4 separate regions of the Homo sapiens genome follow, and all the other regions are linked to region 4. The links are chromatin loops, found by intact Hi-C in ENCODE. Cell type or tissue: heart left ventricle. All regions are shown on one strand. Links, peaks and the distances in the headings refer to the core of each region. The heading gives the core; the rest is flanking DNA.

Region 1 (8,328 bases), core at 2,257-7,256, 620 kb after region 4:
CTTAACAATAAGATGGATACATCTTAAAAATCCCATATACACAAACGTAAAGTATTACTTAACATAAACAAATATATAAATGGTAAGAGTATTAGGCACCCTCAACCAAGACTCTAAAATTACCCATAGAGAATCTTTACCTTCTTCTCTCCTGTGGTATCAAGATTTTCTGAACCATTTGTATTGATCTCCTCCATAAGTGACTGTCCATGTGCAATATTAAGGCACTCATTGTCAAATCTCGAAATAAGAGTCTTGAGAAGCACAGCCCCTAAAGACATATCTCAATGTACTTTTCCAATAAAAAAATGTGTTGAGTATTTCAGCCCCATGAAGAAACATAAATGTATATCATTGTGTTCTCTACCATATTCATATAATACTATGCCTTTTTTTTTTTTTTAAGACAGAATCTTGCTGTTTTGCCCAGGCTGGAGTGAAGTGGCGTGATCTTGGCTCACTGCAACCTCCGCCTCCCGGGTTCAAGTGACTCTCCTGCCTCAGCCTCCCAAATAGCTGGGATTACTGGCACCTGCCACCATGCCTGGCTAATTTTTGTATTTTTAGTAGAGATGGGGTTTTGCCATATTGGCCATGCTGGTCTCGAACTCCTGACCTCAGGTGATCCACCTCCCTCAGCCTCCCAAAGTGCTAGGATTACAGGCGTGAGCCACTGCACCCGGCCAATACTATGCCATTTCAACTGAAAAAGTGGTAGATACGGTTGAAAAGAAACAAGTGAAAGACAAAAGTGGAAGAGTTAGAAAGCAGATGGTATCATCAGCCTCACCAGTGGTGTTAAACATGATGTTTCCTTTATTAAACAATGTAGATGGTTTCCTGTCCCTTCTTCACTTTCAAGGAGCCTACTGCATCAGCTAGTTAGCGTTGGCTGTCTTGATTGGGTATATCTATTATAATTAAATGTTAAATAGAGACATCTAATTGTATCCTCCTAGTTAATTGCATTTATTATTATTTTAAAAATTTATCATAAGCTTCTCTATACTTAATAGTCACCTTGTGCCCTGAAAAAATAATGTTTATTTTGCTTCTCAAAGAAGCAAATTATATTATTATTATCTGCATTATAATATTAACTGTTATTTTACCTGCTTATAATTTAGTAAATTATAAGCAACTAAATTATACGCAAGTAAAATAAGTTAATATTATAATGCAGATAAAAGTCCAAGTATCACAAAGATGATACTAGAAAGCAGACAATGGAAATTAGAATGAAGAGCAGTAGAGCTGTCATTCACTCATGACTAAATTTGTCCATGTTATCTGGTAATGTCTGTGTAGTGTGATGGCCAGTAGATACTGTTTGTGCCCAGCCCAGTTTCCTTTCCCAGGCTAGTGAAGTCTTGGGAGTACTGTAGCTGCTGTGAGCCTTGTCTGCTCATGGTTCACAGCTTCACTTTTGTAGGTGAATTCACTCAGCTGACTAGAGGCTCAGAGACTCCTGTGGAGTTGTGCAGATCCCTTGGGGATAGAACATAGTCAGTGACCTAACTGAGGGAACAAATTTATGGGTACTTTCCCTTCACAATTCCCTGTGAGATCAGGTTGAAATAGATTTTATTTAGTTGCTTCCCCTACCCTGTTGTTCTTCATTTGCTTCCTTACAGGTTTCTCCTAAGAGCACTCCCTCAGTCAAACATTCCTTGCACAAGAATCTGTCTCAGGCTCTGCTTCTAGGGAACTTGTCTTATGACAGTGGCCTGTGACAGCCCTTGTTACATACAATAGGACCAAACAATTCTTTATAATGGCAGATATATGTTAACTAAAAGTCTAAATAGAGAGTTTACAGAATTTCCGATTCCAGATAAGTTCTGGAGATCTGTTGTACAATATCATGACTATACTTAATAGTAATGTTTATACACTTGAAAACTGGAAAAAGAGGAGATCTTAAATGTTCTCAGAATAAGTGTATGAAGTGATGGATATGATAATTAGCTTCATTTAATCATTCCACAATATGTAAAATATCATGTTGTATACCATAAACATATACAGTTTCTATTTGTTAGTTTAAAAAAAAGAAGAGAAAAAAAAAGAGCTTGTATAAGTTCCAAGTGTGCTTGGGCCACATGTGCCTAGAACCTAGAAATGCATTGTTTAGTAAAGGTACTTGCCTGGCACTCATATTGCCATATTCATTTCTAAGTTACACCTCCCATTTCACTGGTAATTTCTATATAGGTGCTGCATAAATGCCTGCTGCTCACTAAGGAGAAACACTTTCTAAATAAAACCGTGTGTGTGGAGTGCCAACAATTATAATCTTTCTCATGCCTGTCATTTGAGCAGAACTGCTCAGAGTGGTATGGCTCTAATTTGTTTTCAGAATATTAGATTTTAAAATTTCAGATTCTGGTATAATGTTGAGAAGTATGATATGTACAATATGATATTTGTACCTTTTACTCTGGCTCTAATTTGTTTTATGTTAAGAGAATAATTTTTAACAGATGCAGTTTATACTTAGCTATCAATGGTGAAAGTTCTGATTTTCAAAATATATCCGAACTTACCCGAGCTAGTTCTTTTCTGACAATGGTGGGAGATCCTCTAGTTGCTAAAGCATTGTTCTGTACTTACTATCTATCTATCTATCTATCTATCTACCTACCTATCCATCCATCCATCCATCCATCCATCCATCTATCTAGACAGAGTTTTGCTCTTGTTGCTCAGGCTGGACTGCAGTGGCGGGATCTCAGCTCACTGCAACCTCTGCCTCCCGGGTTCAAGCGATTCTCCTCCCTCAGCCTCCTGTATCCCAGCCTGTAGCTGGGATTACAGGCGCATGGCACCACCCCCAGCTAATTTTATATTTTTAGTAGAGACGGGGTTTCACCATGTTGGCCAGGCTGGTCTCAAACTCCTGACCTCAGGTGATCCTCCCGCCTCGGCCTCCCAAAGTGCTGGGATTACAGACATGAGCCACCGGACTCAGCATTTTTTTTTTTTTTTTTTTTTGAGACAGAGTTTCGCTCCTATTGCCCAGGCTGGAGTGTGATGGTACTATCTCGGCTCACAGCATTCTCTGCCTCATGAGATCAAGCTATTCTCCTGCCTCAGCCTCCCAAGTAGCTGGGATTACAGTAGCCTGCCACTATGCCGAGCTAATTTTGTATTTTTAGTAGAAATGGGGTTTCACCATGTTGGTCAGGCTGGTCTCGAACTCTCGACTCTTTAAAAGTATTAGTTCATTTATTACTTAGAAAAAATGTTTAGGTTGGTTTTATTATTACCACGATTTTATAGATTGAAGTAATAATACAAGGGGGATCCAAAGTTAAAAAGAGTAAGCGATTTCTTCAAAGTCATGTCATTTCTAAGTGATGGGGCTGGAATCCAGTACCAGTCAGTCTGATTAGAGAGAAGGTACTTGTGACTCAAATGTCAGCTTTCTGCTCCTGGTAAAGCCTTTTCAGGAGAAGAGTCCCAAGCACGATGTTTTTTTATGTTTTACCCACACTTCCTGGCACAATGTAGTCCACAGCAAAAGATCAAAGAGGACTCCATTCAAGAAGAGGGGTCTGTGACTGAAATCACACTGCTGGTTGACTTTATCTTCTCCTGAGAATGCCCGCCCAGCAGCTTCCCTCAAGCAAAATTGATCTGAAAACTTTAGGCACCGAAGATAAGATTCTAATGGAGAAAATCTTGATTTAGATTTCCTTAGGCATGGAGATATTCTAGGCCCTGCAGCATTCGGAAGGACTGAGAAGTGACATTCACTGAGTTAACTCCCTTAAATGTGGGGCTACACAAAAATAGCCCTAAGAAAGGGACAAAACATATTTCAACCTTTCACAGATGAGGTTTAGAGAAATTAAATGTTTGCCCTGGATCCTGGAGCTAGTGAATGACAAAGGAGTTCTTTTCACAATTCTGGTCATGTCTCATTTGCAACCCTTGTTTTACTGGAATAATGTAGTATGTTCTGGTGACAGTAGGTTCTGCCTTGCTTCCTTGGGCATAATGAGATGTAGCCGGGAGAAATGAGGTTATTGATTCCATGGCCTTTTCAATAAGTCAAGATTTTGAGATACTTAATAGTAGTCCACACTAAATTAACATTCCTATGCTCTACTGACATTTTCTCTCAAGGAATCATCAGCACAGAGCTGTTACTAGTTCTCTCTCAATAAAACCTATTTCTCTTCCCCAAGGCTCCACAGTTTTTAGAAGAGAAAGATTCCTTGGACACTGTGTACTTATTAATGACAGTTCCTAAACATGTGAGAATAGCTGGAGGAGAGAACAACTGTACAGGAAAAATATAAATCTATTATTTCTCTATTCATTCATTCAGTTATTTTTGGTTTCTAGTAACAAGTGTCCTGACAGATTTCAGACCATTACCGTCTGTAGTGTTGTCCTGACACCTAGTGGGAGAATGAAAAACAAAAACGTTATTTTTAAAGAAGCATGTCTGCTATTATAATTTAGAAATTAAGTATACTTTATGCATTGAAACAAAGCAGTGTTTTGACCTAAATAAAAAGTAGATAAGCACAAAGCTGCGAGTACATAATGCACTCACTTCCTTATAGTATCTGTCCTTGTATGTTACAGTGATCAATTGCTGGCTAAATCCTTTTCTTCTGATCTATAAAATGTGTCCCACCCTAGATATGGTACTGTGAATACTAGAGACAACATATGTAAAATATATTATTTCAGCCAAAAACTACCTCCACTTTCTACTTACGAACTAAAAAGCAGTCAATTCTTCCTCTATTCCTTTTATTCATATTAGAGACCCATTAGAGGATAATCTCCATCCACGCTTTGTCCTTCGTCCATTCTTCTCTCTGTCCTATATCAATGACCTATTCTAATTTCTGGCTTCTCCCTATCAGGATTTAAATATGCACAACTCTCCAGCATCATAAAACATTGAAAAAATTGAAAACAACCACTATCAAAACAACTGTAGCAGAAAAGCACCCACCAATCAGCCAAAACCTTTAACTGCCAGGTCCAACCTCTTCTCTTTTCCCCTGCTTTTCCCTTTATCGTCAAGCTTCTTAAAAGAAGACCTACACTTACCTCCTCCACGTTCTCTATTCAGATGGATTTAATAACCCACCTCAGTCCATATTCAGATAAGAATCCACAGAAAATGCTTTGCCCCCCAACATTCCCCATTGGCTTCTTTGTTAGATAATCAGTGAACGCATTTTAATACTTATCTTGCATAACCACTGGGCAATATTTGAAATTCTTAGTCATTCTCTTTTTCTCCAGACATTCTTTAGTTTCCTAGAATCCATACTTTTCAGATTTTGTTCCTGCTTATCTTGGTACTCATTCTCAGCCTCCCTCTCTTGGTCGTATTCCATTACCCAACCCTTAAATGTTTTTGTCCCTTAGAAGTCTCATTGTGTCCATTTTTCTGCGCTGAGAACATTGTATTTGATAACTCCAATTTGTATCAATATATGCTGATGACTTCAAATTCCCAATTTCTGTCTAGATTTATATTTTTATATCCCAAGATCTACTCTTTGAGTAATGCAATTATTTAATGATAATGTCACTTGTTTTATGGAAGCCATTTCCCTGAACTCACACTAGATTAGGGACCCTCTTGTTTGCTTTCCAGTAGCACCATTTAAAAACCATTATCACAGTGACTCCTGTAACCATATTTTACGTTTTTAATATAATTTATTTTCCCTTTTAAACCTTACCTTTTATACATTATCACAATCTCTTGTATAGTAAGTCCTTCCTTAATGTTGTCAATAGATTCTTGGAAACTATGACTTTAAACAAAACAACTTACAGCAGGTTCTTAAATAACTTCATTTCCTTCAAGTCATTTTGTCATAATGTTGATGAGGAAAAAGATGGTTTTGTTATACATAATTTCTCTTAAAGCCAGTTTCCAAAAACCAACTGACAATGTTAAGTGAAGACTTTCTGTATGTATATGATTCAAACATTGTAGAGGCAGATAGAGTAAAATGTGAATTTTCTTTTGCTATCTCCCTACTTTCAGACACACACCTATATACACACAAGCACATACACACAGATACACACAAGGACAGCCTCTCTCCTTCTCAGAGGTAAGAGGTTTGCAGTACACTTTTTTTCCTTGTATTCGTTTTCTGTACATTTCCATAATACATGTCATTACATGTTAACATAGTTTGTTTCAACTATCGCATTTGTTGCTGCCTCTTGAGTAATTTTTACTTTTTTTAAAAACATGTATTACATACACCTTGCCAATGTAAGTAAATACTTCACCCCAAAAATTGCACCAGCTGCCAGGCATATCCGCTAAGTTTAGTGAAACCTTTCAGGCCTACAGAACTATAAATAATCAGCAAGGAGTACATTAAATTAACAGCTACTGTTTCCAATGATGCCTAGCTTACCGGCAGAAATTATACAGGTAATACGGAAGTATAATCAATATGCCAATGCTTTATATTGAAAGACTAAGTGTTTTACCAATGCATTTTCATACATATTATTTGATTTTAATAAAAATCCAGGGAAATATATAAGATGTCAGTGATGTGTAATTGTTCAAGAAACAACTGAGGTCAAATCGTATTTATTTCATTTTTCTTTTGGAGAGAACATCATCTTTGATGATAGAAGTAAATCATCTCCTAATATCAATACTGCTTTAAATTTATTGAGTCAATATGCTATATAGTTGTTAATTTCAGAAGTTTTAAAAATATCTGGCACTTTGCCAGAGTATAGACATGTCATTTTCATAGGTATATGGAATATTTAGACCACATAACAGGTACTAAATACATCCAAGTTTCTAACTTTTTGTTTCCCTTCGTATTCCTCAAAAAAACATGAATTTAAGTGAATGAAAATATCACAAGTAAAGAATTTTTAGGTTACAGAACTCTGTGTATTACCTGGCCACATACAATAGGAAATGCAACATTACACTTAGCTTATTATTGTAAATTTTATAAAACATTATATATATATATGCCATATAGTGTAAATCAAGATATTATAAAATACTGTATTTAGATTTTACATCCCTGTTCTACCTTCGGCAAATTACATAACTTCTTTAAGTCTCAGTGTGGCAGATGGAATTCTAAGATGGCTCCCCATGTTCCCTGGCCCCTACTTCTCCCACTTAAAGACTAATCTCAGTTTGCTGCAAAAGGATTTTTCAGATGTACTTAAGGTTCTGAGTCAGGTCAGCTTAAATTAGGCATATTATCTGAGTGGGCCTGCCATAACCACATGACCCTTTAATGGCAGAGAGCTCACTCTTGCTGGTAACAAGGGGAAATCAGAGATTCTAATAAAAGGAGAATTTGAGATGCCACTGCTAGCTTGAAAGAGGGATGGGGCCACATGGCAAGGAATTCAGATGGTCTGTAGGAGCTGGTAGAGCCCTGAGCTGTCAGGCAGCAAGAAGAAGAAAACTTCTGTCACTCAACCACAGGAACTGAATTCCTCCAACCAAAAAATGACCTTGGAAGCAGATTTTTCACTAAAGCCTTTGGATAAGGACTCAGTCAACATACCTTGAACAGAGAAACCAATCATTATACCATCAGACCTCTAACATACAAAACAAATAACATACAAATTAATAAATGTGTTTTAAACTTCAAAATAACCTATACATCTATGCATCTGTGACTCTCTATGATCATTTTTAAATGATGTCTTAGATAACTATCCAGAGAGAGAGAGAGGGATAGAGAGAGAGATGGAAAGGGATCCACCTGTTTCTATGAATACATATTTAGATTATTTCCTTTTTTTTCTGCAGTGAGCATCCTGGTACATAAATCTCTGTGTATGTTGGAATCATGATAGCTTTATAGGAACAATGCTAAGAATACATGAAGTTTGAATTTTGATTGATGCTGTCAATTTGCCTTTCCTGAAGTTTATGTTGCCGTTATTAATATTTTAAAAATATTCAAAGCAATAAATATTATAGACCTAATTTGTATTCTCCAGTTACTAATAAAGCTGAGAATATTTTCATATGTTTAAATATTATTTGCATTTAATTGTGATAACTTTCCAACTTTCTAAGATATTTGTCTTTTTTCAAAATGAAAGGTGATCTTTATATATTAATTATTTATCAACATATTTTGCAATTCATTTACAGATTATAAGCTTACTACTTACCAGACACTGTTGTTTGTACTTGAGATTTGGTGGTGAATGCTACAAATGAGTTCATTTCTTTCATTCATGCTTTTTAAATTTATTCTAGAGAGATGGGAAACACCATAATTTGATAAGTCTGATAGTGGTAACTGCTATGAAGAAAACAAAACA
Region 2 (8,328 bases), core at 2,250-7,249, 540 kb after region 4:
TCCTTTTCCCTTTCCTGTTTTCCTTTTCCTTTTCTTTTTTTCTTTCTCCTGGATTCAGGAGGTACATATACAGGTTTATTACTTGGTATATTACATATGGTGAGATTTGGCTTCCAGTGTACCCATTACCCAAATAGTGAATATTGTACCCAATAAGTAATTGTTTATCCCTGGTCTTTCCCTACCCTCTCCCCCTTTGAAGTCCCTAGTATCTATTATTTCCATCTTTATGTCCATGTGTACCCATTGCTTAGCTCCCACTGGTAAGAGAGAACATATGGTATATGATTTTCTGTTTCTGAGTTATTTCACTTGGGGTGATGGCCTCTAGCATTTGTCCTTGAACACTAACATAAATAACATTATGAATTACATCTTTTGTATTTTTTACCTACTACATATCTTTATCACCTCAATCAGGATATAAGCCAATTAGGGGCAGGGGCAGTATTCTGTTATTATAGATGCTCTCCAAAAAGCCCAGCTTTGCAAATGACATGTTTTTATAAATACTTGTTGAATACTCTGACGGTTTAGATTAATTTTGTTATCCAAATTCAGTTGGCTTGCCTTTTCTTTTCCCAAGCTCATATTTTTGTGCTTAATATGAGTAAGGTTAGCTGCAGTGAGAATTCTACTCTGTGAGTCTAATTGCAGACTCTCGGGTAAACTGATTTCCATGCCTCAACTGTCATCAGATCTTGCAGTCATCAAGTGTATTCCTCTTGATTGATAAACACACATCTTTGTGTGAAAGAAACAAGGAGATGGTTAGATGCAGTGGTGGTCTGGAGTCTGCCCTGCTGTTTTGTAACAGCTGATTGTGCTCATCTCTTTTCAAGTCCTTTCAACAACTCATGTTTATATGAAATTATACCATGGAAGTCAGCAGGCACTACAAATTTGGTATACCCCCACCCCTCCACGGATGCCAGTGGTTAAACATTTAGGAGCAAGCATATCATTTTCTAGATAGTACCCACAATTGCTAAAACCAACTCTGTAGTGTCCTGGGTGATAAAGAGGCAACATAAGATGTTGCTTTTCCTTACACAAATAACTTACACAAATAGCTGATGGCAACAATGATGATGAAACTGTTATGTTAATAGTTAACATTCTGTCTTCAGCTCTTTTCTAAGTGCTTTAGAGACACATCAGTTCATTTAATCCTCATAACAACCTAATGAAGTAGGTATGTAGAGGAATCTTGTTAATCCCACTTAATAAGTGGCTCAATCAGTGCCTAGATGAGGAAACACAGTGATAAAGAACAGTGAAACAAGGATAGCTGCTGGAAAGTTACTAAGAAAAATCATCTATTTGAATAGAATTAAGCTACATATAGTCATTCTTTTGTTAAATATTAACAGGGATAATTAAGATAACAATTACCTCAAAATTCTTTCAGTTTTTAAAGTTTCTTATACGAGAAATATTTCTGAATACATTTCATATTTACAAATAAATTTTTCTTTAGTAAGTAGCTGCATATTTTGTTATTTTGAAAAATGCAGAACTTATCCTAACTTCTCTTTACCTTTTTGGGCTTCTAAATAGCATGCATCTGCAGCTGCTGCACTGTTAGCAGTTTGAGAGAACTTTGTTCCTTTGTGTGCTATGATTTATGTATAATAGAAAAATATCTCTCGAGTTTCATCGCATTATGTAAATTTGTGTCCTGTTCAGTTTTCCCTTTCTATTTGACAGCCCATCAGCAATATTTATGTGTTGTACACAATATGTGATGCAAATGTTTCATAAGATATTTTGATCCATAAATAATTTATTCACTTTAGTACTCCTAGATGCAATATTGTCGAAGAATGGTTCTTTAATAAAGTAATAGTAAACACAAACTTCATGGAAAAGTACTCTAAATAGAATTGTTAAAATATGAATGCCAGTCTTTCTACAGAAGTGATGGTGGATTGAAGAGAAGAGGGAGATTAAAATGAGCTTGCATTTTCCAAAACATTAAAAATATCTTCAGTCTAGCTTATCTTGAATGTGCATGAATATTGTTATCAACTGATAACCTGAAACCCAGATTCTGTGCCTCTTTCCTGTTGGTAATGGGGTGGAGCTCTATTTGAACCTCAAGAAAGGAAAATGTAGAATAGGTTCCTAAACAAAAATCATCCACTGTTTTGAAAAGAAAACTAATGCACAGTATGGCTCCTCCATAAAATCTCTCTACAGTCCTGCAGGAAAAACTTATTTTATTTTTCATTCTAAAATTCCACAAATACTCTTCAATGTGATAACTTAAAAATTTGACCTATTAATAATTTATGGGACAATAATGGACTGTGTATAATTTTTAAGAAATGCTATTTTTTTTTTACCCTGATAGTTACTGGGTTCTTATTTTTACTACACAGAAAATATAAATTGGTATCTTCTGGAGTCATTAGTGACATGACTAACATTTTAAAACTCAATATATATGAATTATCGCATATCTTTCAAGGAGCTGTATGTCCCAGTAGCGTCCATGTAATGATGCTTTTTATAAAATTTCTAATAAAAATGTTAATGGACGCAAAGCCACAATAGTCTACCATTCAAACAACTGACTAGTTATTCTAATAGATCTAACTCTGTGTAAATAAAGCAGAAATTGGTAAACTTTTGCTGTAAAGGCAAGTTAGTAAATTTTCTAGGCTTTGAAGGAAAGGCAAATGTTGAAGATTTGTAGGTACTTACATCACCATTTAAAATGTAACCATATACAAATGTACAAACTATCCTTAGTTTGCAAAAAAAAAAAAAGGTATCAGGCAAGATTTGACCCATGGTTCATAGTAGTGTGCAATGACAAGAGCATCCCCCCAAATTAGGTGAAAATAAGATTCCTCACTTAGTCCCTAGAGGGCAATGCCAGAGACCCCACTGCTCAGCAACTTCAAAAGTCTTGTCTATTCCTCTCCAAGGAGCAAATTTTCTCTTTTAAGTGCCTAGGAAGCCCAAAAAGCTTAAATGTACCCTAACGAACAGAGCCGGAGACTCATCAGTCCTTTGATATGCTCCAAATAATGGAAAGGCTGTTGGTACAAATTGAGTTCTGGGGTTGGTAGAATGTTATTTAAAAATAGTGGAGAGTGAAAATAAGCCCCTGGTCTCACCCATAGCAGGGACATCACCTTTCTCTGGTACATCTGAGGGTAAAGTGTCCAGTGTTTCTCTCAATGAAGAGTCTCATCTGTAGATTGCAGGGCCTTTGAGTTAATGCTCCTTTGACTCCGTCCCTCTTCTACTTTCCCACAGATATTTTAATTTATACATACAATAATTTTCCCAGGTACAAGGTGGCCACAGGAAACTGAATCATCTAAAGTTTCTGCCACAAATAGGACCAAGAAATACTTTGTTTTTGTCTCTGTACTTGGGTAAGCTGTCTGCTCACCTGTTGCCACTCACCATTTCATTAGCCCCCACTAGCTTCATCTAACAGTTTATTGGCTCTTTCTAACACCAAAAGAAATTCGAGTCTTTTCATTCTGGAAGAGGTAATCCTTCCCATTTTAGAAGGTTCAGGGATTCTTATCAAATTGGTCTACTACCTGCTTGGATCATGATTTACACAGTGTATTAGTCAATTTTCATGCTGCTAATAAAGATATACCTGAGACTGAATAATTTATAAAGAAAAGAGGTGTGACTCAGTTTCACATGGCTGGGAAGGTCTCAGGAAACTTACAATAATGATGAAAAGGGAAGCAAATACGTCCTTCCTCACATGGTGGCAGGAGAGAGAAGAATGAGAACCAAGCAAAGGGGGAAGACCCTTATAAAACCATCAGATCTCATGAGAACTTAGTACCATGAGAATAGCATGGGGGCACCCCCATGATTCAGTTACTTCACCCCCAGGTCCCTCCCAAGACATATGGGGATTATGGGAACTACAATTCAAGGTGAGATTTGGGTGGAGACAGAGCCAAACCATATCACACAGAAAAGAAAAAGGTACTTTTGTTAAATCTCTGCAAAAAGAACAATATCTGTGCACACTTCCTCTAGGACAGTGGGCCCTGATCTCCCTATGTTTGTAATGTATCTATAAAAGTGATTCTTTGTGACACATCTACTTATGCAAATTTTCCATCCATTGCCTATGGTGAAATTATTGGTTGTTGGCATCCTGTATTGCTAGATGGCTTAAACACGAATTTAATGTGTGAAAAATGTGTATATCCACAACAAAGGGTCAATGCACAGGGAGTATTGAGAAAGTGTGATGAAAATTTTTTTTCTATCAAATTTTGTTTAATGGCCCAGAACTTACATTTAACTTACATTTTTGGTGTTAGATTGATATGTTCTTATTATTTTCTTTGAATATTCTCTAATTAAACACATTTCAAGATTTTTCCCATGTCAGGTAGGTCATAAAATGTACTTTCAAAAAATGGTACTAATGGAACATGCTAATATGGTCAAATATTTGTAGCTACTGGAAATCTGCAAGCCAGTTATTGAGTAATCAGTCATTACAAAATTGTGTTCATGGTATATGGTGACTAATGCATTTTAACATTACTTCTTGTTTGCATCTGGTTAATGTGTGAGTATAATTGGTGTCTTTCCTATTTATCATTTTGGTATGTGGTTTTTAAAATGAGAATCTAAGAATCTTTCTTCAGAAAAGATTCAGGCAGGACTATTAATTAGAAAATTGTATGGTTGTCATCAGAATTTATATCTTTTACAATATTATTTCTCTCCAAATTATTCCTGTTTGCTAAATGCAGTGTTTCAGGAAAAAATCAACTATATAAGAGAAGGGAATAATGTTTTCTTTGCTTGATAAAATTACCATTGACCTTTTGCTAGTAATGACATTGTTATTAATCTAAATTTTATTTCTTTTCCTTCAAAGTAGTATGATATTGTTTTTTTAAGACTGATACTTCATAGTAATACCTTAATTTATAACTGTATTCTTATTTAATGATCACATTTTATTTAGAACCATATTTTATATACACATATATTAGGTCTTGGCACTTTTTCCCCAAAATCATTTATAATAGGAAAACCCACTGTAAAACCCAGTGTCTTTCACTAAATACTTCTTGGGATTTATGCCGATAATGACTTCTCATGGTGTATTTTTAGGTCAACTTCTTTTCCCTGCTGCATATTATTTGTCTGCAGCAGAAGAGCAGGTGCACAGAACTCTCTATGCAGTCTTGTCAGCCCACTCACTAGAATGCATGTGGTCAGATTATTGACTTAGCCCAGCATATTTTAACATTGCCACCTAGTGTAAGATCTAGGTCGCTTTGAATATCCGCCTTTCAGTAAGATTGAGATAGGAGAGATATTAAGTCCCAGCAATCATTCCACCTGTTAAAGGGCTTTAGACCATGCTTGTGAGCATGGATTTATTCTTCGTCACATTATTAGTCATTCCACATAGCCTGTTTACAGTTTCACCATCAGCTGCAATGATAACAGTTGACAGTTGCAATGTCAGATGACACTTGCTTGAGACACTCATCAACTGTGTTAAGGTGAGATGCTCTGAAGGTCTGGGCCAATAAACAGATTTAACTGTCTTGTCTAATTAACATTTAGAGATATATTGTTCTCTAGAGACTGACTGTAAGAAAGGTAAGCGTTTGATAAAGCTAATTTACTGTTTGCTGAGTGTCCAGCATTGTGCTCAATTTATTACATTCATGATCTTGTTTAATTCCATGAGGCAGGTCATATACTTATTTCCGTTTTACAGATGAGGAAACAGAAAAGAGAGGTTAAATAACTAAAAAATGAGTAAGAAGTCTGTTGCTTGAGCCGCATTTTTGCTAAGAGCCCATGTTCTGCAGTAACCAGCTCCCATTTAAACCAGGCTTCACCATTTCCCAGACGTGGGACAGTTACATTCCCTATGCCTCAGTTTCTGCATTGAAATGAAGAATAATAATAGTTTTAAGGGTTACTGTGGCAATCACATACACTGATACACAAAACAGCCTGAGAATAATGATGGTTGCTCTCATCCAGCTAGCAAGTGGCCAAGTTAGAATTTGCACCTATCAGATTTCATAGCACAGGTTTAACTACTGTGTCATCTTACTTTGTGTAGATTTTACCTTCTGTTGTACAACCACCTCCATATGTATAATAACTCCCTTACAGAAGCAAAATAAATCATCACTATGCTCTTACCCCATAAATTATGCTCTCTTTTGAGCAGCGTGTTCAAATTCATGGACATACCTCTAGAGCCCACATATCATCACTCGTGGACAGTGCCTCTTGTGTAAGCGAAAAAGAAAGGAATCCAAAGCAGCCTGGGTTGCAGTTCAACACTTTCCTAGAAAACCTCATTGCAAAATTAATTTGTGTGAGCAGCTGTGGAGTTTCTGAAGAGGAGAGTTCACTGGAAAGGCACACTGTGAAAAGGAATTTGGGTAACTAATTCTGCTGTGGATTCCATTTTCCGAGTGTAGGCATGAGAGAGGAAGTTCAACTCATTCAGTTTTTTTTTAATCTGTACTCATAAATAACAGCTCTGTTCTCTTCTTTACCCTAGAAGCTCTTTCTTGTTCTCTGAGGAGATGGAGTTGTACGTTTCCTTTTGTGAGTAATGGCTCTATTAGATTAAATAAATAACATTTCACACTAATGTAGTTCACAAGAGGATTTAGAAACCATTAAGAATATATTTAAAATCTCACAATAGACCCTCTCGCTTAGTTCTCTGGAACAAATTATAGTTTCTGACACATTCAAATTATACCTTAAGAGAGGACTCTGAACATTTTTCAGAAGCGGGGCATTCAGTATCTCCTTGAAGAAAAATAGATTTTTTTCTATGAAAGTTGCAGAGGAAAGAAATATCTAATTTTTTAGATAGCAAAGTATTTGGCTACTTCACTAGCAAAGTAACACAAGGTTAAAGTAAATTTAGTTATTTCACTTTTTGAATGTGTAATAAAAATTACCTTATTTATTTCTTTGATAAGTTCTCTTTTAGGAATATCAGAATCTAGCTTACTAGTTTATAAAGTAGAAAGATCAATAAAGCAAATAAATGTATTCAAAACATCTCCAACTTCAGATCTATTAGAAAATTATGAAATAATGCTATTCCTTCATGTATTTCTTTCAAATTTTTTTTCTTCTTGGTGACTCCCTTTTGTGTCCCCATACCTATCCCAGGTCACCAGTGTGCTCCCAAGTCTCCTTGTCTATCACTGTCCTTAATTGCAACATCATCACAAGAAGGCATGAATTCTCTTTAATTTCTTCCCTAATCAAAAATTAATTTTTTTATCATTCAGGATGTGGACTATGCTGAATACTAGTCAGGTGAATATGTTTTCCCATGTTTGCCTTTTCAGTAAAATCTGGATCTAGTAGAGCATGCCAATGTGGTGAATAACAGGGATTTTGTTTGTTTGTTTTTTAAAACGAGAGAACCAGGAGCCAGAGAGGGCTTCTTGGATCCTTCAAATCTCAGTTGAGCAGCTGCCAGCTTAGCCTGTGCATTGGATCAGCCTGAATCTGCTGCTGAGTAGAAATGACTTTGCTCAGGCTGCTTTGATGGGGATTAATGAGCCATGGCTTTTGAAGGAGAAACGCAACCAATTATCACTACTAAGAATTTCCTCTCAAGAATGGCAGGCCAGTTATACTCCAGGATCGCAGAGAAGGAAAAATTTTGGCTTACTGAGAACAAATCTCGAGTTTGGGTTAACTGTGGGTGGAAAGATCAGGAATGGAATATTTAATTTATGAAACTGATCCAATTAGCACCTTATTGCAAAATTGTAGAGACTGGTGTTCAAGGTACCAAGATTCAGGCTGGCAATGGAAAGCACCTAGTAGATGGCAACTTATCTATACTGATTATTACACATAATTGAATTCCTCCTAGATTTAACTAAGAGGTATTAAGTACTCTAAAAGATGAATGTGGGAAAATTTTTAAAAGCTCCCAATATTATAATATAATGTAAATGATAAACTTACCTTCATAAGCAAAATCTACAAGAAATGTACTTAATTCTTCTTTTTATTATATTTTAATTTCTGGGGTACATGGGCACAACGTGCAGGTTTGATACATAACTATGCATGTGCCATGTTGCTTTGCTGCACCCATCAGCTCATCATTTACATTAGGTATTTCTCCTAATGCTATCCCTGCCCCAGCCCCCCACCCCTTTTTTTCATTTTTGCTGTCATCTTATCCATATATAATTCTAAATGAATTCTTCCAATAGAATTTTGTAACTCTACAGAGCTAGCTATGCTATCCACGTATGGTGAGTGAGCACTTTACAGCTAGTCTGAACTGAAATGCACTGT
Region 3 (8,328 bases), core at 485-5,484, 100 kb before region 4:
GGCTTAGTTTTCTCATCTGTAGAATGTCAGTAATAATAGTACCAACTTTGCAGAGTTACCATTGAAATGGCTGCATTGTCTGGGGAATTAACCATGGTTCGTTGTCTTGTGTTGAGAAAGAATTCAGGACACAGACACATGTGGGTGGGTTAAGGAGCAGAAAGTTTAATAGAAGAAAGGAGAAAGGAGAGCAGCTCCTTTCCAGAGAGAGAGAAACATCGGAAAAAGGGGAAAGTAGGCCTACTGCAGCAGATTTTATAGGCAGGGTGGAGGAGGCGGTGTCTGATTTACATAGAGCCCACAGATTGATTCGATTAGATATGACATTTACATAGCCTAGGCTGGCCACCCCACCCTAATCTTATTATGCAAATGGACTCTCCACTGACCAGTGCCATCTTGTCTGCTCCTTACTGTACATGTGGCTGGCAAAGGGAAGGGAAGATGGAGCCGCCATTTTGAACATGCCTGGTCCCAGGTAGTTATTTCCTACAGGCCAGCATTCACCTGTGGAAGCTTCTAGCTTGCTTGTCTGTGTCTGCAGCTCAATTTTACAGGCTGCTCTTTTTTAGGAAATGATTTGGGGCTGCTTTTCATTAAAAAGAAAAACCTGGCCGGGCATGGTGGCTCACGCCTGTAATCCCAACACTTTGGGAGGTCAAGGTGGGTGAATCACGAGGTCTGGAGTTCGAGACCAGCCTGACCAACATGGTGAAACCCTGTCTCTACTGAAAATACAAAAAATTAGCTGGGTGTAATGGTGGGCGCCTGTAATCCCAGCTCCTTAGGTGGCTGAGGCAGGAGAATCACTTGAACCTGGGAGGCAGAGGTTGCAGTGAGCCAACATTGTGCCACTGCACACCAGCCCGGATGACAGAGTGAGACTCTGTTTCAAAAAAAAAAAAAAGAAAAAGAAAAACCTTACTGAAGCCTCCCATACCCTATCTGCCTGATTAATTTTTTCTTAACTCCTGTACCACTATGAATAGTCGAAGTTTGCATTTGTGAAACACTTGGAATACAGCACACGACACTTAGTACTTGCTATCTAAGTATTTTATGAATAACAATTCAAAACTATGCTTTTTTTGCATACAATATAAAATATATATAATGTCTAGAGCTTTCTGGAAGATGAGAGAGGCTACTCAGTAAGATTGATCTTTGGATTTCTATGAGGGAGTACACAGAGTGAACAGTCAGCAGACAGCTATCTCTAGGAGGACCACAGGACAGATGAATATAAAAAGAGTAGATATGTGACCAGAAAGCTGTCTCCAGATGGGTAAGAATTTGTTTTAAGTGGTGGATATAGAGTCATCCTACTAATGATTTAGGATGTAGACTTATCCTTACCAAGTTTACAAAATGGTCATCTTAAATTGCAAACATCCCGCTGTACATATATAAAATTCTTGATTCCTGTAGCATAGTGGGAGCTTCTCCTCTATAACTGATGTGCTTGAGCTTGGTAATTGGTGGCTCAACATAAAAGAAAATGGCATGGTAGTCCATCAGCAAAAGTTTCTTTTGTTGTTGTTGTTGTTTTGTTTGTTTGTTTTTGAGATGCAGACTCGCTCTGTCACCCAGGCTGGAGTGCAGTGGTGTGATCTCAGCTCACAGCAACTTTCACCTCCCAGGTTCAAATGATTCTCCTGCCTCAGCCTCCTGAGTAGCTGGGATTACAGGTTCCCATCACCATACCCACCTAATTTTTGTATTTTTAGTAGAGACAGGGGTTTGCCATGTTGGCCAGGCTGGTCTCGAACTCCTGACCTCAGGTGATCAACCTGCCTCAGCCTCCAAAAGTGCTGGGATTACAGGTGTGAGCCACAGCGCCCAGCCACCAAAGGTTTCTTTTTTTTTTTTTTTTTTCTTTGAGATGGAGTCTCGCTCTGTTGCTCAGGCTGGAGTGCAGTGGTACGATCTCAGTTCACTGCAAGCTCCACCTCCCGGGTTCACACCATTCTCCTGCCTCAGCCTCCAGAGTAGCTGGGACTACAGGTGCCCGCCACCACGCCCAGCTAATTTTTTGTGTTTTTAGTAGAGACAAGGTTTCACCACGTTAGCCAGGATGGTCTCGATCTCCTGACCTCGTGATCCACCTGTCTCGGCCTCCCAAAGTGCTAGGATTACAGGCGTGAGCCACCATACCTAGCCCCCAGCCACCAAAAGTTTCTTATAGTGGTTACAGAAAATCATAGATTATTACTGCTGCCTGTAACACTATGAATTCTCAGTCAGAACTTCAACTTTCATAGGTGTCACTGGGAAGCATACTTCAAAAGCAAATCTACCTCAGTATTTCACAGGCTTCTCAAAATAGAAATGTTTTCATCTGAAGTTGTAGTTCCTCTTATTTTTTCATTTTTTACAAATATTTGATATATTTAGCACACAGATCCCTATGAAGGTTCAAATAAAATGGCTTTATTTTTCTCAAATCATGAATTTTAAATATGCTGTGTTGGATCTCCCTCCCCTCAGCTTGAGAACAACTTTGGCAGAGCCTATAGATTTTCAACATTTCATTTGTACTAGCCCTGTCATTTCTATAATTTAAACTCACATTCAGCCATGAAAAAGCTATGTAAGCAAATTTAAAAATTTTCCGTAATTTAAGATTATGTTCAGCCATGAAAAATTCAGGATAAGAAATATATATGACTTCTATTTCACATCGTGCATAAAGAAGTAAATTCATGTGGATTACAGACCTAAATGTGAAAAGAAAACAATAACCTTTCTGCAATACATTTGGAGAATTAAATGATATCTTTAAAAGAACCACAAAAACACTATCTATAAAGAAAAAATTATTGAATGTTCTACTTGAAACATTAAAACTACAAACTTCTGTTAAAATACATCATTAGGAGAGTGAAAAGGCAGACAGAGAGCTTAGAGAAAATATTTGCTACTCATATAAGCAAGAAAATGGTTTATATTAATAATATATAAAGAACTCATGCAAATAAATAAGAAATAGGCATGTAATCCAATGGAAAATAACAGGAGGCTGGGCATAATGGTTCATTCCTATAATTCCAACACTGGTAAGCCAAAGTGGGAGGAACTCTTGAGCCCAGGAGGCTGAGACCAGCATGGACAACATTAGGAAATCCTGTCTCTACAAAACATTTAAAAAATTAGCCAGATGTGGTAGTACACACCTGTGGTCTCAGCTACACTAGAGGCTGAGGCGGGAGATTTACTTGAGCCCAGAAGGTTGAGGCTGCAGTGTTCTCTCCACTGCATTCCGGCCTGGGGGACAGAGCAAGACCCTGTCTCAAAGAAAGGGAGGGAGGGAAGAAGGAAGGAGGGAAGGAAGGAAGGAAGGAAGGAAGGAAGGAAGGAAGGAAGGAAACAGATTTCATACAAGAAGATCTCTAAATGACAAAACATGAAAATGTGTTCATCTTCACAAGTAATCAGGGAAATATGCAGTAAGATGCACAATGGACTACTATTGCACACCCACCAAAATAGCCAAAATAAGAAGATAAACAACAGGAAGCATAGGTTTATTCATCCATTTTCATGCTGCTGATTAAGACATACCCAAACTGGGCAATTTACAAAAGAAAGAGGTTTATTGGACTTACAGTTCCACATGGTTGGGGAGACCTCACAATCATGGTGGAAGGCAAAAAGGAGCAAGTCACATCCTATGTGGATGGCAGCAGGCAAAAAGAGAGCTTGTGCAGGGAAACTCTTGTTTTTAAAAACCATCAGATCTCATGAGACCCATTCACTATCACAAGAACAGCATGGGAAAGAACTGTCCCCATGATTCAATTAGCTCCCACTGGGTCCTTCCCAGAACACATGGGAATTCAGGATGAGATTTGGGTGGGGACATAGCCAAACCATATCATTCCACCTCTGGCCCCTCCCAAATCTCATGTCCTCACATTTCAAAACCAATCATGTCTTCCCAACAGTCACCCTAAGTTTTAACTCATTTCAGAATTAACTCAAAAGTCCACGGTCCAACATCTCTTCTGAAACAAAGCAAGTCCCTTCTGCCTATAAGGCTATAAAATCAAAAGCAAGTTAGTTACTTCCTAGATACAATGGCGGTACAGGCACTGGGTAAATACAGCAATTCCAAATGGGAGAAATTGGTCAAAACAAAGGGGCTACAGACCCCATGCAAGTCCGAAATGCAGCACAGCAGTCAAACCTTAAAGCTTCAAAATGATCTCCTTTGACTCCATGTCTCACATCCAGGTCATGCTGACACAAGAGGTGAGTTCCCATGGACTTGGGCAGCTCCACTCCTGTGGCTTTGCAGGATACAGCCTCCCACCCAGCTGCCTTCATGGGCTGGTGTTAAGTGTCTATGGCTTTTCCAGGCACACAGTACAAGCTGTCAGTGAATCTACCATTCTGGGGTCTGTAGGACAGTAGCCCTCTTTTCACAGCTCCAATAGTTGGTACCCCAGTGAGGACTCTGTGTGGGGGCTCCCACAGCACATTACCTGTCTGTACTGCCCTAGCAGAGGTTCTCCATGAGGACCCCATCCCTACAGCAAACTTCTGCTTGGGCATCCAGATGTTTCCCTACATTTTCTGAAATCTAGTCGGAGGCTCCCAAACCTCAATTCTTGACTTCTGTGCACTCACAGGCTCAACACCATGTGGAAGTTGCCAAGGCTTGAGACTTGCACCCTCTGAAGCCATAGCCTGAGCTCTACGTTGGCCTCTTCCAGCCATGGCTGGAGCAGCTGGGACATAAGGCACCAAGTCCCTAGGCTGCACACAGCACGGGGACCCTGGTCCTGGCCCATGAAACCATTTTTTCTTCCTAGGCCTCTGGGCCTGTGATGGGAGGGACTGCCAAAAAGTTCTCAGACATGCCGTGGAGACATTTCCCCCATTGTCTTGGGGTTTAACATTCAGCTTATCATTACTTATGCAAATTTCTGCAGCCAGGTTGAATTTCTCCTCAGAAAACGCTTTTTTTCTTTTCTATCACATTGTCAGGCTGCAAATTTTCTGAACTTTTATGCTCTGCTTCCCTTATAAAACTGAATGCCCTTAACAGCACCCAAGTCACGTCTTAAATGCTTGGCTGCTTAGAAATTTCTTCTGCCAGATACCCTAAATTATCTCTCTCAAGTTCAAAGTTCCACAAGTCTCTAGGCCGGGGGCAAAATGCTGCCAGTCTCTTGGCTAAAACATGACAACAGTCACCTTTACTCCAGTTTTCAACAAGTTCCTCATCTCCTTCTGAGACGACCTCAGCCTGGACTTTATTGTTCATATCACTATCAGCATTTTGGTCAAAGCCATTCAACAAGTCTCCAGGAGTTTCCATACTTTTGCACATTTTCCTCTCTTCTTCTGAGCCCTCCAAACTGTTCCAACCCCTGTCTGTTACCCAGTTCCAAAGTCGCTTTCACATTTTCTGGTATCTGTTCAGCAGCATCCCAGTCTACCAGTACCAGTTTACTGTATTAGTTCATTCTCACACTGCTGATAAAGACATACCCAAGACTGAGCAATTTACAAAAGAAACAGATTTATTGGACTTACCGTTCCACATGGCTGGAGAGGCCTCACAGTCATGGCGGAAGGTGAAAGGCACATCTCACATGGCAGCAGACAAGAGAAGAGAGCTTTTGCAGGGAAACTCCCATTTTTAAAGCCATCAGATCTCGTGAGACTCATTCACTATAACAAGAACAGCACAGGAAAAACCTGCCCCCAGAATTCAATCACCTCCCACTGGGATTCTCCCATGGCACATGGGAATTGTGGGAGTTACAATTCAAGATGAGATTTGGGTGGGGATACAGCCAAACCATATCAATAGGCAAGGGTATAGAGCAATTAGAACTCCTATACACTGCTTGAGGGGGAAGAATTGGAACAAGTACTTTGGAAAAATATTTTGCAATATATTCTAAAGTTGGATGTATACATACATATAACCTATGACACAAAATTCCATTCTAAATGCTGTATAATTAGCTGATATATAAGATATATTTGTATGCACTAAAAGATATATATAGGAATGCTTATAGCAGAATTGCTTGTGATAACCTTTACATTAGAGACAAGTCCAATGCCAATAAATAATAGAATGTATACATAAAAGTATCCATTTATGGTATATTTACACAATAGATTATACAGCAAAGAAAATGAACAAAATGTTGCTATATGCAAGCAATAGGGATGAGTCTCACAAACATACTTAGGAGTTTTTTAAAAGCCAGATGCTCTATATATGTACAATGTATATATATATACACATATCTGTATATACTGCATTATTATTCCATTTATATAAAGGAAAACTCTTGTCCACATGTAAGAAATCAGGAAGTTGGCTTCCTTTGGTTTGAAGGAAAGGAGTACAATAACCTTCTGGGTCCCAGAAATGTAGTATTTTCTGACCTTGATGTTGGTTACATAGATGCATTCACTTTGTGATAACTCCATAGAAATATTTATTTAATATCTATGCACTATTATACGTACATGTAAAACTTTAATAATTTTTTTAATTGGGAGATTCTTTGCAATTGTTTTAAATTTCAAAAAGAAAGAAAGAAAGCCTCATTCATTCTAAATTAACATTCTAATCTCACATCCAATTCAAAATTTGTTTGCTGTTTTCAACAAAATCCTGCCCTGTAGCTCCAGGATCTGGGGAAGAGAACGTTCTGTTGTTTCTCTCTTTCTGCACCTGTCTCAATCACACTCCATTGCTTCTTGGTCTGCCTTTTATCTCCAAGGTGTTGGTGTCCAGAGGAGAAATGGAAGAAACAGGGGCAAAAAGCTCAGGTAACAGAGACTACTGTAATCAGCCATGACATCCTCTGTGTGGCTGATGTTCAAATAGTGACTACTTATGGAGGACATTTTTGCGCATTATTCTCTGTCCTAGACAGAGGCCTCATTTGGCACAGTCCTCTGAGAACCAGCGTCCAGCAACTTGCCCTAAGTCCCTGCCTCAGCCCACTACCTCTTACAGGTCTGATAAGAGGCATCTTATCATTGGTGGGATTACTCACAAGATGGCTGGAGCTCATCAATTTCATTAATTCACTGTGTTTACAGAACCCTCCATACGGCTCACCAAATGGCGTGAGTACAGAAGACCCCCGTTTTCCTTTCCCCTTTCCCTCACGTTGCGAGCCACCCATTTTTACATTTCTAGATAAGAAGTAGGCAGGATGCTCTATGATCAAATGCTCATCCTTAAAACCTCTTGGGGACATATATGAAACCACTCCTCTACCAGGAGCTCCCCAAACACCTTGTACTAAAGGGCTCCACAGGTGGCCTCTGCAGTTCTGTAGCTCAGCAAGCATTCATCCAGAGCAAGCCTGCTGGCTTCCTTCACCCATATGCACCCTTACTCTTTATAAATGATAATCCTGAGCATTCATGAATTGGCTTTGCAGGGATTACCTTATTTTTTCCTTTCTCACAGAAATCAGAAATGGGTATTCCTCAGGGCTTTCCCCCAAGGGTAGTGATGCCTCCTTTAAAAGACAAAGCCTTTAGGGCCGGGCGCAGTGGCTCACACCTGTAATCCAATCACTTTGGGAGGCCAAGGTGGGCGGATCGTGAGGTCAGGAGGTCAAGACCATCCTGGCTAACACAGTGAAACCCCATCTCTACTAAAAATACAAAAAATTAGCCGGGCGTGGTGGCACGCACCTGTAGTCCCAGCTACTTGGGAGGCTGAGGCAGGAGAATGGCATGAACCTGGGAGGTGGAGCTTGCAGTGAACCGAGATCCCACCACTGCACTCCAGCCTGGGTGACAGAGTGAGACTCTGTCTCAAAAAACAAAAAAACAAAGCCTTCAGATGTTTGATTTATTCCTTAATTCCTTAATTTGGACAGAAGAGAGGGTGAGAGTAGTTGGTCTGGCCTATTTACCTTTTAAAAAGCCCCATAGGGATAGAACTTCTAGCAGTTTCTTGATGGTGTTACCAAAACACCAGGGGTTTAGTCTAGGTCCTGCTGCTCACCACACAGAAAGCCAATCACTGAGACAATGAGTATTGCCAAGGAAGAAGTCTTTAATCAGGTGCTGCAGTCAAGGAGATGAGAGCTCAGGCTCAAATCCATCTCTCTAACTGACTAAACCTATGGGTTTATATAACATTCTTCTGTAGAAAGAAATGTAACAATGTGTAAGAAACAGGAACTAGGGAGAGGCAAGGATGCAATCATGATGAATGAGGGCTCCAGGCTTCTCATTGTTAGGATGTCATGATCTGGTGAGTTTCACTTCTTGGATACCTTTTTAAGAGGCCTGAAGGTGCTTTCCTGAGGAAGGAACTCAGATAAAACAAAT
Region 4 (8,328 bases), core at 1,339-6,338:
AATAATTCCTTATGGTGGGAAGGGTGCAGTGCCTCACCCCTTTAATCCTAGCACTTTGGGAGGCCGAGGCGGGTGGATCACCTGAGGTCAGGAGTTTGAGACCAGCCTGACCAACGTGGTGAAACCCCGTCTCTACTAAAAATACAAAAATTAGCACCTGTAATCCCAGCTACTCAGGAGGCTGAGGCAGGAGAATTGCTTGAACCTGGGAGGTGGAGTTTGCAGTGAGCCAAGTTCACGCCACTGCCCTCCAGCCTGGGTGATGAGTGAGACTCTGTCTCAAATAATAATAATAATAATAATAAATAATTCCTTATGGAATTGCTAAGATGACAAAATGGGACCTCTCCATTGTCTACTTCTCATTATTATTTTCTTGATTTTTCTGGGTTACAGACGTTTGGTTCATGCTCACCAAATATTCATAGAAAGACAAAATGCTGGCTGGGCGCGGTGGCTCATGCCTGTAATCCTAGCACTTTGGGAGGCCGAGGTGGGCAGATCATGAGGTCAGGAGTTTGAAACCAGCCTGGCCAACATAGTGACACCCCCATCTCTACTAAAAATACAAAAAATTAGCCCGGTGTGGTGGCAGGCGCCTGTAATCCCAGGTACTTGGGAGGCTGAGGCAGGAGAATCGCTTGAAGCCGGGAGGTGGAGGTTGCAGTGAGCCAAGACCACACCATTGCACTCCAGCCCGGGCGACAGTGCAGGACTCCGTCTCAAAAAAAAAAAAAAAAAAAAAAAAAAAAAAAGGCAAGAAAGACAAAATGCCCCTAACATTCAACCTAATAAGTTTGGCTCGTATTTTCATCTCAGATGGATTATTTTTCACTGTAGAGGTGTTTTCTAAAAAGCAGGCAGCTCCAACTTAAAATCAGGTGAACCCAATTACTTAGCTAAATTATGTAAGAAGCAAAAGCTCAATTTCTTTAACATGGAGATAAAAATGCCTACCATATACAGTTCTAGACAACACATAGGACAATTAAATGTTAGATACCTTGACAAAAACAATAGCTTAACAGCTTGTATCATGTTAAAACAGTTCGCTTCTTCTTGATCTTTCATAATAACTTGTCTCTGCTTGCAATGCCTACATGTGACGATCTTAAAACTTAAAGGCAAGCTAATTCGTTTCACTTTCATTCCTCTAGGCAAGGAGCAAATGCCACACGAGATGAGCTGACAACATCTGCGTTCCTGACTGTTCAGTTGGATCGGTCCCTTGGAGGACAGGCTGTGCAGGTTGGGATATTTTTACCCCCAAAACTCACACAAGTTAAAGTCTTGCTAGCTCAATGGATAGCTATAGCTCCCTCCCAAGTTGGGATAGAAATTTGACATTTTCTTGATATGAACTGTGTTTTCATTTTGAAATTCAAATATTCCTACTCTCATTTCAAATTAGTTATCTCAGATTCTGGAAAGGAGGTAGCAAACAAAAACAACAAAAATCTATCAACAGGTGTAAGATTCCAAAAGAATCTTCCCAATAGAATCACACCCTATGTCAATGATAGCCTCTTGACATTAAAACGGTTTTATCTGTATTACTGTTTCCAGCTGTTGTTCAACAGATACAGTAGGCAGAATAATGCCCCCAAGGTGTTCATGTCCTAATCCTCAGGACCTGTGAGTGTGATATGTTACAAAGCAAAGGAGAATTAAGGTCGGAGATGGAGTTATGGTTGTTCATCAGCAGATCTTAAACTAGGGAGATTATCTGGGATTACTGGGTGGGCCTAGCGTAATCACCAGGGTCCTTGTAAGTAAAACAGAAGCCAGACAGAGTCAGAGGGATGCAGCATGGGAAAGACTCAACCAGCGATTGCTAGCTTTGAGGATAGAAGGAACAATTACATATTATGTAGTTGCAAATTGCTAGAACGAGGATATCGAACATTCCCAACACAAAGAAATGATAAATATTTGAGATGATGTTATGCTAGTTACCCTAATTTGATCACTATACATTGTATGTACCCCATGAATATCTACAATTATTATTAATCAATTAAAAAATAAAATTAAAAAAAAAGAAGGTGGAAGAGAGTCCCCAGCAAAGGAATATGGGCAACCTCTAGAAGCCAGAAAAAGCAAGGAATAGATTGATTCCTAGAGCCTCTGGAAAGGACTATAGCCCTGCAATAGCTTGATTTTAGCCCTGTGACTAAATTGTTATTCCAGATTTTAGCCCAGTTACTAAATTAGCCCCATAACTCATTTCAGACTTATGACCTCCAAAACTGTAAGATGATAAATTTGTGTTGTTTTAAGCCACTAAATCATAGTAATTTGTTACAGCAACAATGAGAAATAAATACAACAGTGCAGAACAAGCACAGATTAACAATTCGAATTAATAGGTTAAAAAAAGATGCATTTTCTTACACTCTCAAATCGTAAACATGCGTAAGTTATGTTTTGCACAAGTAAACAGAAATAAATCTTGATAAAATAGCATGGGTCCTTATATTTCCCTTTTAGGTACCAGAATCTTTACTGAAACAAAGTCCAACACCCAAAAGTGAGGGAGGAAGTGGTGGAGAGGGAGAAAGGATGAACAGAAATGGGAGGGACAAAGAGAAAAGACAGGGAGAAAGGGGAAAGAAAAGGGATAGGAGGAGAGGAGAGGGAAGAGAAGAGAGGGAAATCATGGAGGAAGAAATGAGACAAGTAAGGAGGAGAGGAGGGGGAAGAGAAGAGAGGGAAATCATGGAGGAAGAAATGAGACAAGTAAGAAGGAGGAGAGAAGAGGAAGGGCAAGGGAGAGGATAGTGTGAGAGGGAGGAGAGATTGAGAGGGAGGAGAGATGTATTTTTTTACTTGGGTATTTCTGAAATAAAAAATTACTTGTCGAGAATGACTGAATCCAAATTCAAAATGAAAATTTCATGTAATTATAAATGAGTCAACTTTTTAGTATATCTATCTATCTAACTTATCTATCTTAGCTATCTCTATCTAGAGACAGATTAAGATAGAGAAAAAGGGACAGGAAGAGATAATATGCTGTTTTATTTATTATAAAACTTTAAATGTTATACAATATCAGACGATATCAATGTCTAGTTCTAGATCTCCTCACTGTGTCTAAGAGACTGCTGTTTCTAGCCTGGTTCAATCTTCTGTACTCTCCTAAGTTCAACTGCTCCTCCTTTTATATTTATGGTGGAGTATCTGCTACTTGTTTCAGGACGCTTATTAGTTACCATGAAAAAGTTTTTGGGTCTTTGTTTTTTAGATTCCCTTACTGTATAACTGACATACAGACTTCAAGAAGACCCTATTTTCCTCTAGTGTGCCCCAATGTGTCCGTCTGCTTTCTCGTTCATTCTGTGAGAGAGTACTTTCTTGTTCCTTTTTCCTACAGCTAGCTGGAACTATCTCTCTCCCTCTCTCTCATTCCCTGTGTCTTCCTAGCTGGAGCTGCACACACTGCTGCCTGTTTTCTGCCTGCCTGTTGTCTTTGGCCAGTTTCTGAGAAGCCATCTGCTCCCATCTGGTGGGAAAAGCATCTTACAGATTAGAGTTCAAACTGAAAGCAGGTGCTTACTTGGCCAATGCAGTGATGTTTCTGATACAGCAGCATTAAACACTCCCTTTACATGGTTGTGCCTGTTTAACTTCCTCATTCCTGATGTCAAGGGAGCTAAGACTCTATATGGTACAAAAGGGTTTTTCTGTCTTGTTTTCAAATCTTTGTAAGTGTGTAATTGCTTATTTTAATGTAATAATTAAATAGAGAGAGGCAAGTTAGACACTTCAGAACATAAAGTATAAGATGTGAAGGCTGAAGTTGGTCTTCCAGCTGGTCTCCTTTCCATCTTGATACAAGTTAGTAGATACAAAAATCAAGTTAAATCTAAATTTAAAGGCGCATGTTAACTTTTTAAAAATAAGTTAACTTGCTACTTTTAATCAATAAATTAATGAAATGACTGAATTCTTTAAATGCACTCAATTCTATGGAATTTAGTTGATCTTTAAGGTATTACTTACCAAACTATTAAAAAACTATGAAGACATGCATTGTCTTACATATTTCATATTTCATAGTACTATATTTGATGCACTCGATTAATGAGTTACCATGAATTGTTAGCCGGTTGAATCCTAAATTGACAACAAAATGGTAATTTTTAGTTTAATCACTAGATGGCAGTAGCTTACAATAATGCATGAAAAAACTAAAGTATTGCGGTTTTCAACGCTCCTTTGTAGAATATATTAACCATATTGAACATATTTTAATCAGCCTTTTTTCTTTCTTATTCTCCTTTGACAGTAAGGGATGGGCCTTAATCAGTGTTTCTCTTTCTCTCATGTTGGCAATTAAAGTTTTCTCCATGTTATATGAAATGCTAAGCTAACAGTTTTAGGTATTTGTGAGACTATAACTGACAAAACGTTTCCATAATTTGCTGCTCACTTATTTGAATGCCTACTAATTGAAATATATTTATGAAGTCAATTATTTTCAATGCCTTTCGGCCTCCCTATATGCAGGTATGTATATGCATGTAATGAGTACATGCATCAGCATTCCCATTCACCTGGCTTCTAGAAAAAGACAAACCAGGGGAAGTGAGACAGTTCAATTTTAGCACAGGGCAGAACAAATGAAAACAATGGGAGACTGACATGAAATTTGAACTCTTTATGTAAATGCATCAATAGTTTGTGTGAGAAATAGGAAATTCTAATCCAATATTTGGGGCTAATAAATAAAATCAAGAAAATAATTTCCCTTTTTTTTTCAATTTCCTCATCCTGAAAAGTCTTTATATTGTATTTTTTAAAGTTTCTTATATTGAGCATATCTACTATTACATTTCTATAGGTAAGTTAAAAAGTAGAAAACATATTCTGTTTATTTTTGCCCATTTTTAGTGCTTGCATAGCAATCTTTGTGTGTGTGTGTAATTTTTTTATTTTACAAATACAGAGATATAGAAATAATGGGTATGATTTGGGGTCATCTTATGTTGTGAAGCATTTGAATGCACATCTCTTAACCTTCTGAACCAGATCCAAAACACGTGAGATTCTAGTACCTCTGTAAATATCTGTAAGTGTTACTGGTGCCCTTGAAAGAAGAGTGATTTTCACATAAGGTCGCAGACACCAGCACCTTTTCTCTTTCGGAGATGTAGATGAACAGACTTACATCTTCATACTTTTCAAAAACAGAAAGTATTGGAGCATGGTGATGTTTCCCCTGACAAGAAACTACTCATGGACACCGTGCCTGCGATAACAAAAGATTCTCAAGTCAACAGGGAAAATTAATTATCATTAACCTATATGTTCTGTTAATCATCATTCCTCCTGCTCTTGACTTTTTATTTTTTGTTTTATTTTCAAAAAGACAACATAAGAACACATTTGGAACTAAAACCTTCTTTCACAGCACTCTTAATTATATTTCTTTTATTCCCCCTCTCCCCCATCAGATCCGAGTCTCCCAAGGCAAAGAGCCTGTTCACCTACTGAGTTTGTTCAAAGACAAACCGCTCATTATTTACAAGAATGGAACATCAAAGAAAGGAGGTCAGGCACCTGCTCCCCCTACACGCCTCTTTCAAGTCCGGAGAAACCTGGCATCTATCACCAGAATTGTGGAGGTAATGTCATGCATTCCATAAAACATGCCCTAGTTATGGACTTCCCAATGGACCTGAGCCATCAGCAAATATTAGACTTTAAAAACTTGGCAAATAAACTCCCTTCATTCCTATAATTAATCCACTGTTCAAAATTTTAAAAACATTTAAAGCAGGAGAGTTGAGTAAAAAGTAAAACTCCAGATACCAGGCCTTTCGCAATTTTCAATTACATTGAACCCAAACAGATAAATTTTTAAGAATACTGTCACAAATTAGCTGTCAAAAGCGTGAGGCTGCTTAAGCTCCATCTTGAAAGGCCTTAGGTGGATAGATCATGGGTGATGGTCAGGTGACTGATCACACTGGAGACATTTGAGAGGGAAGGCCCTCGTTTGCCCAAGTGTAACAAATATGGGAGGCATGTCCCACCACACTGGACCAGAACCATAACTGAACTGGCCCCATGAGCTGTTTCTGACAGCAGCTGGGATCAAACCCCATGCCATGGTGCCATAAGATAAGAAGACCTCCAGGTATAGACAAGGCCAGCCTGCCCAGGTTTTTAAATGGCTAAGTGCTTTCACCTTAGGACAATCCTGTCACCCCAGTCACCATTGAAATCCAGGTCTTCCACATCACCCTTACGCTGCCTGGCATGCTCTGCATATCAAGCCTGGAGCTGTCCCTCAAACTTGCCCTCCATACAAGTCAATCAGCAGACCCCTTAAACTTGGGTTGGTCATCTCATCCCTCCACCTGCAACTTCTTCTCTAAGCCTCCCTCTCCCTGCACCTGATTTCTCTACGACTGTCCTCTGAGGACAGATTCCCTGGCAGCCCTCTCAAGTGGAACTTGTGTTTTCCCAAGACCCACTCACCATGGCCTCAGGGATGGGGCTGGACAAGTTCCCTCCCTGCTCACCCTTACCTCTTTGATTTTATCTTGCCTCTCTCTTTTATATCAGACTTTCCGTCCTCTAGACCTCTTGTGCTTTCATAGACTGAACTGCCAGTCCTCCTCTTCTTTGATGACTTCAGCCATTATCTCACTATTTCCATCTCTCCGGCTTCTCTCTTCCAGCAGTCTTTTCCTTGACCGCATTTCATCTCACACTCACATGGTCCTATACTAAATTTTGCCATTTGCAATAACTATAGCTCCTCAGAAATCTGTTTCAGTCATCTAATCTCTGACAACTCTCTCCTGTCCTTTGGCTCCTTTACTCCAGAATGCACATTCTGGCAATTCTCCAGGCCTATAGCTGAATCCATGAACCCGCTGCCTCCTTCACACCCCATGCTTCATGTCCTCCTTTCTCCCCAGATCCCCAGCACCCCCTTCTCTCTACTGATAACTTTGATTCAGAGTTCACAGAGAAGATAAATCAGGCATAAATCTCCTTATCTACTCCCCTGCAACTTTATCAATTTGTCTGCATCTGTGTATATATTCTCTTTCCCTCCTCTTTTATGAAATAAATATCAAATTTTTATTTATTTTTTAAGTTAATATTTTATATTAGGAATTTCCATATGATGAAGTGTCTTGTAAGTGAATATTATATACTATATGTATTATATATATACTATTATCCATAAATTAGCAATAAATAATATATTTGTGTACAGTGATATATCAATAAATAATTTATTAAATGTTTATTACATAGACTATTGCTCCTATCTAAGGCCCAATTCCTCCCCCACCCATCTGGCCACCAACTTCTGTCCGGATCCTTCCCTCTTTTGCTTTCCTAAGGAATCTCCTGGATTTCTGTCTTTCCCGTGCATTTATTCCATTTCTATTTCATCATGATTGCAGGCAGTAATCTCCTTTCATTCTGTATTATCAATTTATTTTTCTATCTGGAATCATTCACTTTGAACTACAAAGATGGCTGTAACAGAAACCTCCTGTCATTTCTTTAAAAACTGTGTCTTGACCTTGACCATGACCTTCTCCAGCTACTGCATCATTTCTCTGTCCTTCTTAAGAGCACATATCATTGAAAGGTTTGTCTTGAGTGTTTTCACTCACTCACCATCTCTACTTTTTAAAGCCAGTTCTCTCTAAAGCCACCTCAATCAGGTATCCATCCCACTAGTCCACTGAAATGGTTTTTATCTAGTTTGCCAGTGACCTGCCACATGCCACAAACAAAGGTCACTTTTCTGATCTCATTTTTCTCAACCTCCCACTAGCATTTGCCAGTCAGCCTTTCCAGTTTTATTGAGCAATTCTTTTTTCACTAGGTGAATGTATCCCCACACTTACAATGGTTTCTTCCTAATCTATCGGCCACTCCTCTCGGGCTAGTTTGCTGCGTTTTCCTCTTCTGTTTGACCTCTAAGTTCTTGAGCGCTCCAAGTCTCGGCCTTGGCCCCTTCACTGTGGTCTCATTCAGTCATATGGTTTAAATGCTACCATATGTATTGATCTCATCCAGAACCTTCTGTGCACGGATTCTTCTGTGTTTAATTATGACTATTTTTTTGACATTTAAAAACTATCAAAATGACATTTAAGCATACATTATCTACGGGCATTCTCAGTTGATTTCAGATGGGAAAGTCAACCAAAATGCACCATTGTTACATTCTGATCTCTTCCCCAGTGGACATTCCTTTGTGAGACCTCATCAGCTGCTTTCTGTGCATCTCTTTATTTTCTTGCAGCCTCTCAAACCAGCTTTCACATTCCCAACCTCTCTGAAATG

Evidence for each region. A loop is a pair of places that touch in the nucleus more often than their neighbours do. Peaks named below come from ENCODE experiments on the same cell type or tissue, not always from the same donor. Only the 100,000 strongest peaks of a DNase experiment are listed, where the experiment ranks them.
Region 1: a loop joins it to region 4, with 7 times the contacts of the local background. A loop is called at or near these places in 97 of 110 quality-filtered maps.
Region 2: it touches region 4 in a loop (5-fold over the local background); 13 of 110 quality-filtered maps call a loop at or near these places.
Region 3: it touches region 4 in a loop (2.1-fold over the local background); 68 of 110 quality-filtered maps call a loop at or near these places.

Annotation. Positions count from the first base shown.
Region 1 is chr7:13,258,731-13,267,058 of GRCh38, forward strand. No RefSeq gene overlaps it. Among named protein-coding and RNA genes, the nearest start is that of ARL4A, 580 kb to the left of the region's middle. In heart left ventricle, for the core only: a CTCF peak has its summit at 4,401 (motif pointing left); no DNase peak of the experiment used is centred there.
Region 2 is chr7:13,173,944-13,182,271 of GRCh38, forward strand. No RefSeq gene overlaps it. Among named protein-coding and RNA genes, the nearest start is that of ARL4A, 490 kb to the left of the region's middle. In heart left ventricle, for the core only: a CTCF peak has its summit at 5,282 (motif pointing left); no DNase peak of the experiment used is centred there.
Region 3 is chr7:12,531,656-12,539,983 of GRCh38, forward strand. The region is part of intron 5 of C7orf78 (chromosome 7 open reading frame 78); the gene reads left to right. Among named protein-coding and RNA genes, the nearest start is that of C7orf78, 31 kb to the left of the region's middle. In heart left ventricle, for the core only: no CTCF peak of the experiment used is centred there; no DNase peak of the experiment used is centred there.
Region 4 is chr7:12,634,888-12,643,215 of GRCh38, forward strand. It overlaps SCIN (scinderin), which reads left to right. Exons shown (of 16, transcript NM_001112706.3): 10 at 1,158-1,248; 11 at 5,460-5,630. Among named protein-coding and RNA genes, the nearest start is that of ARL4A, 49 kb to the right of the region's middle. RefSeq lists a silencer at 5,477-5,771. In heart left ventricle, for the core only: a CTCF peak has its summit at 4,160 (motif pointing right); no DNase peak of the experiment used is centred there; H3K4me3 peaks cover 81 bases; H3K27ac peaks cover 508 bases.